2 separate regions of the Mus musculus genome follow, and region 2 is linked to region 1. Evidence: chromatin loops called from intact Hi-C (ENCODE). Cell type or tissue: heart. All regions are shown on one strand. Each heading gives the region's core, and the rest is flanking DNA. Links, peaks and the distances in the headings are about the cores only.

The links. Peaks named below come from ENCODE experiments on the same cell type or tissue, not always from the same donor. Only the 100,000 strongest peaks of a DNase experiment are listed, where the experiment ranks them.
Region 2: it touches region 1 in a loop (1.8-fold over the local background); 4 of 42 quality-filtered maps call a loop at or near these places.

Annotation. Positions count from the first base shown.
Region 1 is chr16:57,264,571-57,269,946 of GRCm38, forward strand. Tmem30c (transmembrane protein 30C) reads right to left here. Exons shown (of 8, transcript NM_027651.1): 8 at 1,569-2,024. The coding sequence ends at 1,840. Among named protein-coding and RNA genes, the nearest start is that of Gm26800, 12 kb to the right of the region's middle. In heart, for the core only: no CTCF peak of the experiment used is centred there; DNase peaks (open chromatin) are centred at 2,721 and 3,701; H3K27ac peaks cover 677 bases.
Region 2 is chr16:57,314,346-57,319,721 of GRCm38, forward strand. Cmss1 (cms small ribosomal subunit 1) reads right to left here. Exons shown (of 10, transcript NM_025599.3): 3 at 3,561-3,635; 4 at 1,817-1,946. Among named protein-coding and RNA genes, the nearest start is that of 4921517D16Rik, 15 kb to the right of the region's middle. In heart, for the core only: no CTCF peak of the experiment used is centred there; no DNase peak of the experiment used is centred there; H3K27ac peaks cover 689 bases.

The DNA of each region.
Region 1 (5,376 bases), core at 109-5,108:
TCTTTCTCTCTGATTTCTGACTCCTGATGGATGTGATGTGGCCAGCTGCCTCCGGCTCGCTCCGGCTCCGGCTCCGGCTCCGGCTCCGGCTCCGGCTCCGGCTCCGGCTCCGGCTCCGGCTCCGGCTCCGGCTCCGGCTCCGGCTCCGGCTCCGGCTCCGGCTCTTAAGCAAGTCTAAGTTCCAAGACGTTACCTGCCAGTATTAACCGTCACACCAGTCTTGTCATGGACGTCTTACTATTTGAATCCTACAGTCAAGCCTTCCCTGTCATGATGGAACTCTAAACCAAAATACCGCCGCCCCCCTCTCCCCCCCCCCCCCCGCCAAAAAAAAAAGTTGCTGCTGCTGCTTCATCTTCTTTTTTCTTTTTAAGTCTGGCTGCCCTAGAACTATGTAGACCAGGCTGGCCTCAAACTCACAGTGATCCACTTGACTCTGCCTCCTCACTGCTGGGATTAAAGATGGTGCACCATCAGGACCGTTTTCTAAATTGCTTCTTGCCAGGTGTTCGGTCACCCGTCACAAGGGGGTGAATAAGTAATGTAACTAGTGTGGTAGCTCGGGCTTGCAGTCTTAGCACAGGGATCCTGAAGGAGGAGGAGTATGAGTTCAAGGCCAGCCTGGACTGAGAGTGGGTTTGCGGCCAGCTATCATTTGTATTCCAGATAGTGTCGTTTTAGTATCAGTTTGTGTCCTCAACTGGCTCAATACAGTTTGAAGAATCAGTCATTCCTGATGCTTTTTCTTTTACTCAAAAATTATTTTATCGTGTACACTAGAGAGTTTATGTCACTAGAGCAGAGGCTGTGGACAACTCACATTTCCAGTTGGGTGGGAGTACCTACCCACTTTAGTCCTGTAGTGGCCAACCAGTGAATTCTGCTTTCTGTCAGAGTCAGGTGCATTTAGCATTCTTATCGTCTCTGTTCTTCTCAAGATGCTTTCAGGCCGGAACTGCTTTCTTAGTCAAACGGTCGAGGTCCCCTGGGAGATCGGGGGCGGGGGTGGGGGGTGGGGGGGGGAAGGCCTTTGGACTTCAGGATTCTTAAGATTTTACTACCAGTCACAAGACAGACCCGTGCCACACCGTGAGAGTTCCTCAGGCTCACACCTATTTGGGAGGGAGTCAGACCAGTTTGTAAATCCATTTCTTCACTTTAGCCACATGGACGCTGTGGCCGTGGGGCAGTGCTGACTGGGACAGGCCCTTCCTGGGAGCGTGCATGTGACCCATGATAGCGGAGGTCTCACTCCTAATGCTTTTTATCTTGGGTAACATGAAAGAAACTTGCTTTTTTGGTGTATTTTAGTTTGGATACTCGGGAGGTGGCTAAGCACTGCTTGGTCTAAACAGAAGAAGTTGGTTGTGACTCAGTTCTGTTGCTCAGCTCAACAGTTGGTCTTTGGAAGTCTATAACGTCATCCAGCCAGCCACCAGCCTGAGCCTGACTGGATGGCTAAAAGGACTCAGTTTTGGCTCACTTGCTCTTGCCTTGAGAGCAGACCCCCAGGGAACTCACCCACTCTGAGGTACAAGGACTCCAAACTGATTCTTAACACTTGGTCTAGAGTTCAAAAACATTTCTCATCTTTATTCCAAGAACATTTTACTGTACATATATTTTTTTATTTGCTCCTCCTCCCCCCCCCCCCACACACACTCTGGGAACCTCGTCATTTATCCTTGTAGTTAGGATTATATTGGATTCCATCAATCCAGCACTCCTCCTTGAGGTGGCTCAGGAACTCTTCAAGCTTTGCCAGGGATCTTTGGGTCTATCACTCCATTGTCTGCTGCTGCCTTCTGCTCTTCTTCTCTTTAAATCTGGACACCACCTCTACAGGAAATTCAGTTTACTCCTTTTCAGCATCAAGTGAATCGTCAGGATGGCAAAAGAGGCCAACAGCGTCAGTGCCCCCGTCACTGTGTAAGTCAGCCCCAAGAAAAGGCCTCCTCCCCCGATCCATGTCAGAGTGGAAAGGACAATGGACTTTTCTCCTTGGAACATGGTTACTGGAAAGTCTAAGAAGATCTGTTAAGGACCTGGCTCAGTATTTGTCATTTATACCATAGCATATGCAAACACACTAAATTAAGTTATATAAAATTGATCTTTTTCACAGACAAAAGAAAACCAACCCAGGTGATTATTCTGTTTCATGTGTTTCCACGCAGTCAAATAAAACTCTATCTTGCTAGAATAAAATTAGTCATAACAAGGCTCTCTTCAACATAGCTGTAGTGTAGAGAGAAGATGTGGACACAAATAGATCTGGGTGACTTGTCAATAGCTGGCTAGTGAACAGATAATCTAATTCCCTTTGATGAGTCCAAGGTAGCACAAAGGATAGAGACAGCGTTCGTTCACAGCAAACCTGAGGCTTTATTCGTGAACCAGAAGACTCAGAAAAGGCCAAGTTCCTTAACTGGATAAGGCTTGAGTCCCTTCAACAGAGAAAATTCCTTCCGAGGAGTAAGAACAATAAATAAAGCCTCAGGATGAACACAGAAACATTTTTTGGTGAGAACTCTAAATCTAAAAGCAGGGTGCTTGTCATGGTTTTGAAAAGTCAGTGTCCTGTTGCCTGTGAGAAAGTGTTTGAAGTGGGCTTGCTATGTAGCATTGTAATGATATCATCTTCATGGGGCTTGTGGCCTGAGGGTTTTGAACATCTGGTGCCTTTTGTAAATGAAACTAATAAACAAACAAAGCCTTCTCATAGCAACACAGACGACAGAGGCATTTCCCAGCCAAGCCCTTAAAGGGCTTCCAATCTCTTGGCAATGAACTATTTAAAGGCACAAGGAACTATGTTAGGAACAAACCTCTCTCTCTCTCTCTCTCTCTCTCTCTCTCTCTCTCTCTCTCTCTCTCTCTCTCCCTTCATTATCACTTGGTCTTTTATCTTCCAGTGCTGCCTTACCTGTGTTCTCTCCTAGATCAGCTGAAAGAGTCCTATCCTCACCTCCAGACCCCCCCTTTTCCCTTCCAGTAGGAGAGAGTGATGCTGCAGGCCAGGTTTACTTCTTAAGCCATCACACAGGGGGAGTGCAAGCAGGGGGTGACACTCAGCATTGAAGCTGTGTACAATCAGCTTCCAATCAGCGGCCAAGTGTGGCTGTTAGCAGAATCATGGAGGAGACTTAGCATGTCCAGAGAGGAGAATAGAAACAGTGTATCGCTTTTAGGGTATGGCTTCCTTTCGTCATTCCCATCCCAGACTCATTACAGCCAAGGGAGAGGGCAGCATTGTTCAGTCTGTGCCATCTCTCCTCTACTTTACTGTTATGGTCGACACAGGTCTGTGGGGTCAGGAGATTCAACTTGAGAGACAGTCACCAGGCAACGTTCTATCCCTGTTTTAAAGCAACCACTGCAAGAGAAAGCAAAGGTGGATAGGACAGGGATGTCAGTCAGCAGGGATCCCACAGAGGAGCAGCTCTACTTTCCCATTGGAGAGTTCTACAAACCTGCTCTAGGAGAGAGAAGAAATGGAGGAGAGAGAGAAGAAATTTCACACTGTGGTTTTCTATCCCGGGACTAGGGAGAGAGTTTAGGGGAAGAACATTTGCTCAGTCCTGGGGGAAAAGAGAAACAGGAGTTTCTCATTCAACCTCACTGGGAGCTAGGGAGACTACACAAGTGAACAGTCCGTGTGGAGCAGCTCTGGCCTGCTGGGTGTCCTCTAGAACAATCTCAGCCAGTAACCCTGGCATGCTGTAAGAGGTGCGCGTGCTTAACTGGGTGGCTGATTCAAAGCTGAGTGTGAGCCTGCCTAAGAAATCTACCTGCTTTGGAGACATGAGCTCTGAAGACCACAGTTAATATAAATTACGTGTAAATTTATAACTTCTTAAAGATAAGGCTTAGTTACACTTTATAGTTAAATCTACGTTTTTTTTTTTTTAAATCAAGAGTCACATTTGTATTTTTGAATTTGAAGGGAAAAAAAATCACAATCTGTTATTCAAACATATGTCTCCTAACTTGGCCCATATGTCTGTTACTAAGACATCAACTCCCACTGGCTGGCTCTGATCCGAAGAGAGGAAGAGTACACATGTGGAGCGCACAGCTCACAGCATTCCTGGCAGGGCCTGAGCCAAGCTGTCCGTAGCCACACAGTGAAGTCTTCATCGAGCAAGCCATTGCTTGCTGGCTCGTCTGTATCTGGTTCATAGGTAGGGTTGGCCACGGACAGAAGCTTCACCCTTCCTGGGGTGGTAAGCGGGGGAGATGGGTTTCCTTCGCTCTAACACACTTCTGTCTAAAAGTTCTATCGTCTCTGTCAGTTTCTGCTATTCCAGTCTACCCTCCAAGTGTACTCTTACTATCCCCTCCCCTCTAATTTCTTAACTCCCTCATCTCATTCCACTCTATACGACAGTGCCTTACCCCAATGCTTTAGATGTCTAGGCTCTACCATTTATTGGTCTTTCTTGAGGACAAATTATTCCTCTATTTAACCATACCTGACAGTGCTACTGGCTGCTGGTCCTTAAAAAAACAAAACAAAACACCAAAAGACATATTAAGTATCTAATCCGGACACAGTTACATGATGATATTTGATAGTGGACCCTGTATTTGCCACTTCTGCACACTGTTTTGGCTGAAGGTATTTGAAAGTCATTAAGGACAAGGAGGACACACTCCCCTTCCACTCTCTCCTGAAAATGTAGCGGGAGATGACAAATGGCCTCAGACATGTGAAGACAGACTTTCAGTCAGGTGTGGGGATAAACATCTTTAATCTTAGCACTTGGGAGACAGAGGCAAGAGGTTAGGGCCAGCCTGGTCTACAGAGGGAGTTCTAGGACAGCCAGGGTTACATAGTGAGACTCTGTCACAAAAAAAAAAAAAGAAAGAAAAAAAAGAAGGAAGTAAGGAAGGAAGGAAGGAAGGAAGGAAAGAAAGAAAGAACGAAAGAAAGAAAGAAAAGGAAAGGAAAGAAAAGAAGGAAGGAAGAAAAAGGAAGGAAAAAAGAAAGGGAAGGAAGGAAAAAAGGAATTTAAACAAAGAAGTAAGGAAGAAATATTGTTGCCATCAGGAATCTGCACAAACAAATTTGGTCACACCAACCCTCAGGTGTTCTTCCACAATTGATAACTCCTTTTAAAACCAGTATGTAATGTACCCAGTCATCACTTCTTTGGGGCTCCTTTTCTTGGGAGGGTTCCAAAATACAGTAGTGTAATCTATCAAAATTTGCACCTTTTCCCCTGACACCTCAGTCCCAAGCCCCACCCCCAGCCCCCTGAATGGAAGGGGCGGTGCTTTCCCCTCGCGGGCATTCCTACAAGACAAGCTGTTTCACAGTGTTCCACCTATCTGCTGGGAGGACACACACAGAATAAAAGAATTCTACAACTA
Region 2 (5,376 bases), core at 103-5,102, 50 kb after region 1:
AGGGTCACTGAGCTAAACCAAACCAGCTCTCAGAAGACAGCAGAGGTCAATTAGCTCCCAGAGTCTTTGGTCTGGAAATCCCTAATTAAGTCCCCACATGAAAGATGTTAGCAGTGTGCAGCACAATTAATAGTAATTAAGAGGACATGTCCCTGCCCTTCAGACACCAGGCAATTAAAATCAAGTCAGACACTTGACAGACTGATTTGGAACAATACATTCAGACCCCTTCTTTAGCTGATTCTGAACAGCGAGTGGTGTTCTATCTCTTCAGCTAACATGGCTCCTACCTCTGGAGGCTGTTCTTGGTCTTTGTGTGGTGACCAGGGCCTTTTCTCTGAAACCTTCTCATACGCCTTAATTGACGATGCCTCAAGTAGTCATCTTTTAGCTGAAAACAAAGCCTGTTCTTTCTGGCTGTTCTAACATATCCACCCCGATCCCACTCCCACCTCCCCAGAGCATCCATGAGCCCATGATCTTATCCAGCTGTGTTATGGAGCTTTAGAACAATAACATAACCCAGAGCTCAGCTGAACCCCAAGGATATCTTTTAACCTTCAGCTCTTAACAATTCTGCAGAGGATTCAAGGTTTGTTGATCAGCTTCAGGCTGACCAGAGCCTGTGGGACACACAGGCTCTCACTTAGAACAGCCAGGACACAGCCCTCCAAGAGAGGAGCAGCCCTCCGGGCTCAGTAAACTTTAGAACCCTGCTCCTGTTTATATCTAAGTGTATGCTTCCAGTTCCCCAAAGGGCAACTGTCTTGGAAAAGAACGTGTGTGTGTGTGTGCACGCGTGCGCGTGTGTGTGTGCGCCCACTCCTTCTGCTAACCCCAAAGAACACTTAAGAAAGAGCCCAGAAGAATTGTAACTATGCAGGAACAGGCTGTTCTTCAGCTTCTCAGGCTTCTAGAAAGCATAAAGCTGGAATGGAAAGTCAGCTTCTGTTGACCTTTTCCCAACGTGGCACTAGCTGTGTCCCGCAGTCTGGAAACAGCTTATCTGCCACACAAGTGCCAAAGCTCCTTATGGCTGGCTTTCAGGTTAACATCTGTCTTCTATCCTTGCTGAGGAAGGAACCTTATGGATGTATCATAACCTAAAAGCTCAGAGTAGCAGTGCCTTGACTTGTGCAGCACCTTCTCATTCTACGTAAGGCAACAGACCTCAAACTCTAGCTGCTTCTGTGAAAATGCAGAATTCTATCACCCCATTTAGCTAGTTGGCTTGAAAGAGTCTGGGGTACAGCCCAAATACTATTTTACAATTGGAACTCCACAACAACAAAACTAAAATACTTAATTAATAAAGATTTTTTAAAAATTGGGGGGATAGAGTACTTGCTCTATAGCCCAGGCTAGACTCAAACTTGTGATACTACTATCTCTGGAGTTCTGGGATTCAGGACCCGCTCTAACAGACTTGCCATGATTAAAGTTCTTATTTACAGGAAGAATCAACCAAGTTCTACACCAATACTTTTTAAAGGTGTGAGATGTCCTTTTGTGAGTTTAGTATCTTATCTTCATTGGAGACATTTACCTCTTGAAGCATCTGATAAGATTGTATACTGAATAATTAATATTTTCAGTAAAAGAAAAGTACATTCATAAATCTTGGTATTCAATTCTGCAAATACATTTTTAATGTCCGATATAAATCACTAACAGTTAAAAATGTCTAGATGGAGGAACAAGGATTAAGAGTGTGTGCGTGGAAAAGGGATACATTTTCAACGTGGAGCACCTAACTACAAAACAGTCAAAACCTGAACCCAGTTTGTTCCTTAGGAAAACAGAAGCCTGGCTGTACCTGGTAGGTGCAGTTCTTCTAATTCTATCACGGAACGGCTGCTGCTGTAATGGTCTCTGATCAGCTTCTGAAGGTCCTCAGGGGTCCCTGGTTTGGGCTCTGATTTTGCAAGAATATCAGAAATTTTCTTCTAAAACAAGAGAAGGGGGTGGGGGAGAGAAAGCAGAACACAGACTTTATAATGGCCTATGGTAGAGGTTCATTTTTCTGGCATTTAAATGGCATATAGCATTTAGTGATAGCTGAGAAAGAACTTGAGTTTTAAACAATCCCTCATGGGAAGCCTCATGACATAGTGAGTGCTTGAAAAATGAAGAGATGCTCTAGCGGGCTCCCTGTAATGTCTGGTTTGCATCTTTTAGACGTGAAAATTTTCCACTCAGCACAAAATGTTTTCTGTTAAAAGTCTTAGAAGTCTTGTTCTATGGAAACTTCTTTTTAACTCCTATACGATCTGTACACTCTTGAAAGAATGGGATTTGGAGAACTTCCGGTGCACCCTGTTTAGATGGCGAGCCCCAGGCTGGACTTCTGCAGATTAAGCTGAGCATGGGTGCCAACTGCAAAGTGGACATGACCACTGACTCTTCTGGTCTCGGAGACAAGCCGAAGGCCTCACAGAGACACAAGAAAACAGATGTCACATCTCTTTTGATATGGACTTCTTTGTATAGAACTTATTACATGCATGCAATACAGGGAAGCAGGATTATCCATGTTTATCATAAACTTCCTTATTTCCTTTTAATGTTTCTCCAAAGACCCAGAAAGAGACATTCCTCTCCACCCCTCTGCCCCAATGTTCTCATTTCTACAGCACTGTCAGAACTACTCAAGGTTCCATCAAAGGTGCTGACCTACCAGTGGCACCTTGGTTAGCACCCTAAGTTAACATGGCCTTAGCCAAGCTAAACTAGCTAGACCTCTGACCTCAAACCTCCAGAACCTAAGGGTGCCTAAGGTCCAGAAAGAGTGAGCAGTCAAGGTGAAGTGAAGGACTTCTCTAAAGGCCTGCCAGACCTCAGCCAATCTGGCACGTCCCACCTTCCTATTTGGCCATTTGTGAGAGAAGAAACCAGAGTGGCCTGCTCCTTTCTGAACGCCTGCTGTTGGACAGCTAATTGGCTGAGACCCTCCATTTCTCTCATCCCAAGCACTTCCTCCTGTGACCTCAGCAGCACACCCTGCTCGGCAGGAGGCAAACCACACTGCTGTGGTAGAAGGGAAAAGCTAACCAGAAAGTCTGTCCAGGAGCAAGAGGCTTCTCTGTGAGCAGAGACATCATTTAGGAGCAAGAGAGAGCGTCTGCCTTTAACTTATGGCCTGGACCAGAGTTAGAAATACACTAAGGTACCTTTGTGTGCTTGTTTTCTTCTCATTATTACTTGAGTGGAAGGTTTAAAAGACCAAATGAATGAGAAAAGGAGAGTGGTGATGGACTTGGACAAAAGCAGAGGGGTGAGCACAGGAGGCACTCCGGCTCCTTCTAGAAGTCTCAGTGAGAACCCAGCCCTGTGTTTCACAGGAGTGAAATGGCAGTCAGGAAAGTTTCATTTTAGTTCCCCAAAGAAAACTTACTTCTAGTGACCTGTGGAAAGTTCAAAGGATCTCGAATCACTGAACCTTACAGATCCAGAATCACTAAGTCAGGGACTGAAATAAATAGCTTCACGGAAGTACGACAGAGTAAAGTATCATGGATGCCACATGTGGCCACACCACTGTCACAAACTGTTGCTGGTACCTTCTTCCACTTCCTGGTCTTCCGAGAGTCCTCTGCTTTGGGTTCCTTTGTTTGTGTCAGGAAACACTCAGTGGGCTGTGAAGAAATATAAACAAGAGAGCTTTCATCTTTGCGGCAATGAAGTATCAGTGAGTGGCATGACTCCCAGAGCACCTTCTGCTCAGCATACCCTCCTCAGAGGACCTTGGGAACATTCCACCGAGATGCTGCACAGCCCACTGGAGCCCTTAGGCAGCAGCAGCTGAGGCGACAGAGTTTGAGAAAGTCACAAAGTGCAGATGATGTAAGGCCGGAAAAAAAAATCTTTGAACAGACATCAAAATGTGTGAGTGAATGAGTGTCTATGTGTGTTTGATGTGTGCAGATGATTAGAGATGGAAACCAAGGGCAGAAATAGATGTGTTTAAATGGTGATGTGGCAAGGCAGCCCTTGACTAGAGCAGCTGAAGTTTCCATGAGCTTCATGCAGAAGCCTGCGCTTTCCCGAGCGCCATTGTTTATAGTAGCCTCTCCTTCCCTCTTTTCAACAGCACAGAGAATCAGAAGGAGCATGTATTTACTTAGGCTTTCACGAAGCCAGCTGTACCTACGTAGTCATTTAAAGATGACTACAGAATGAACATTCCTGCTGATGCTCTGAATACAGGCTCCGCACTACAGCGTCAAGAGTGATTGATTTGCCAGAGGCCTTAACCCTAAGAACTGTGTATCGTTCCATGCTATTTTTAAAGTCAGTTTTGTTTTTTAAGGTAGAAAAGCAGGAAATTTTGACTAAGGCCTTGATTTATAAAACGGAATGTGCAGGTTCCACATGTATTAATCATAAGCAGCAAAATAAAATGTTTCCTGTGCTGGATGTTTATGCAACATTTCAAGCAGGTTGCCAAGTAAGATGCAAAGTGGAATTATTATGTTAGATTCATTCCAAGTAGAGAGTATCTGTTTAAATAGTCAGCCACCAGCTAGAGCAACCGTGTCTCTACTGTTCTGCTCAAAATGATCACAGATGAATCTTTCTAAGAAAAAGGGCAGATTGAAGCTGTTCACGGTGGCACATACCTTTGATCGCTGCACAAGAAGCAGAAGCAGAGGACCTCTGTGAGTTTGCGACCAGCTTGGTCTACATAGTGAGTTCCAGGACAGCCAGACTATAAAGTGAGACCTATCTCAAACAACAACAATAGCAACAATAATGACGACAACGACGACCACAACAACAGAACCCACAGATTAGGAATGCCTATAGCCTCAAGTCAAAGAGGGATATAATGACTGTAACTTAAGGCATTGGACCAATGACACAGTATTTGGATACTGTTTTAGGAAGTAGAGTAGATTTTAAAGGGTTGAGATTAAAATAACATGGCTATCATTAATCTTTAGCTTCTTTACAGTTTAAACAAAAAAACCTGTAAAGACTAATTGCCTTGCAGCTTAAGAAAATAAAGATACTGTCTCACTTACTTAGAAACTTAAGCTGTCTTGTGGATGTAGATTAATGTCAATTTAATGTTCGTACATTGCCAATAAGAAACTGGGCCAAGGCCACTAATATGTCACAGAAGATGCCAGATGGCCATAAGCATCCAATTATAGAACAAGGGAGCATTCAGCTCTTCTAAGCAAAGGTCTGGATGTAATTAGTTAAGCCCTTAAAGCATACACCAGACCCAGGCCTACAATCCGGCCCTTGTGAGGCCGAGGCAGGAAGGCTGCCATGAGGTTCCTGAATGAAAACGTGAAAGAAAAAGGAGGCCATGATGGCTCCTGAGGTATGGAGATGATCTGTACTGCAGAGATAAGGGAGAAAGCAGGC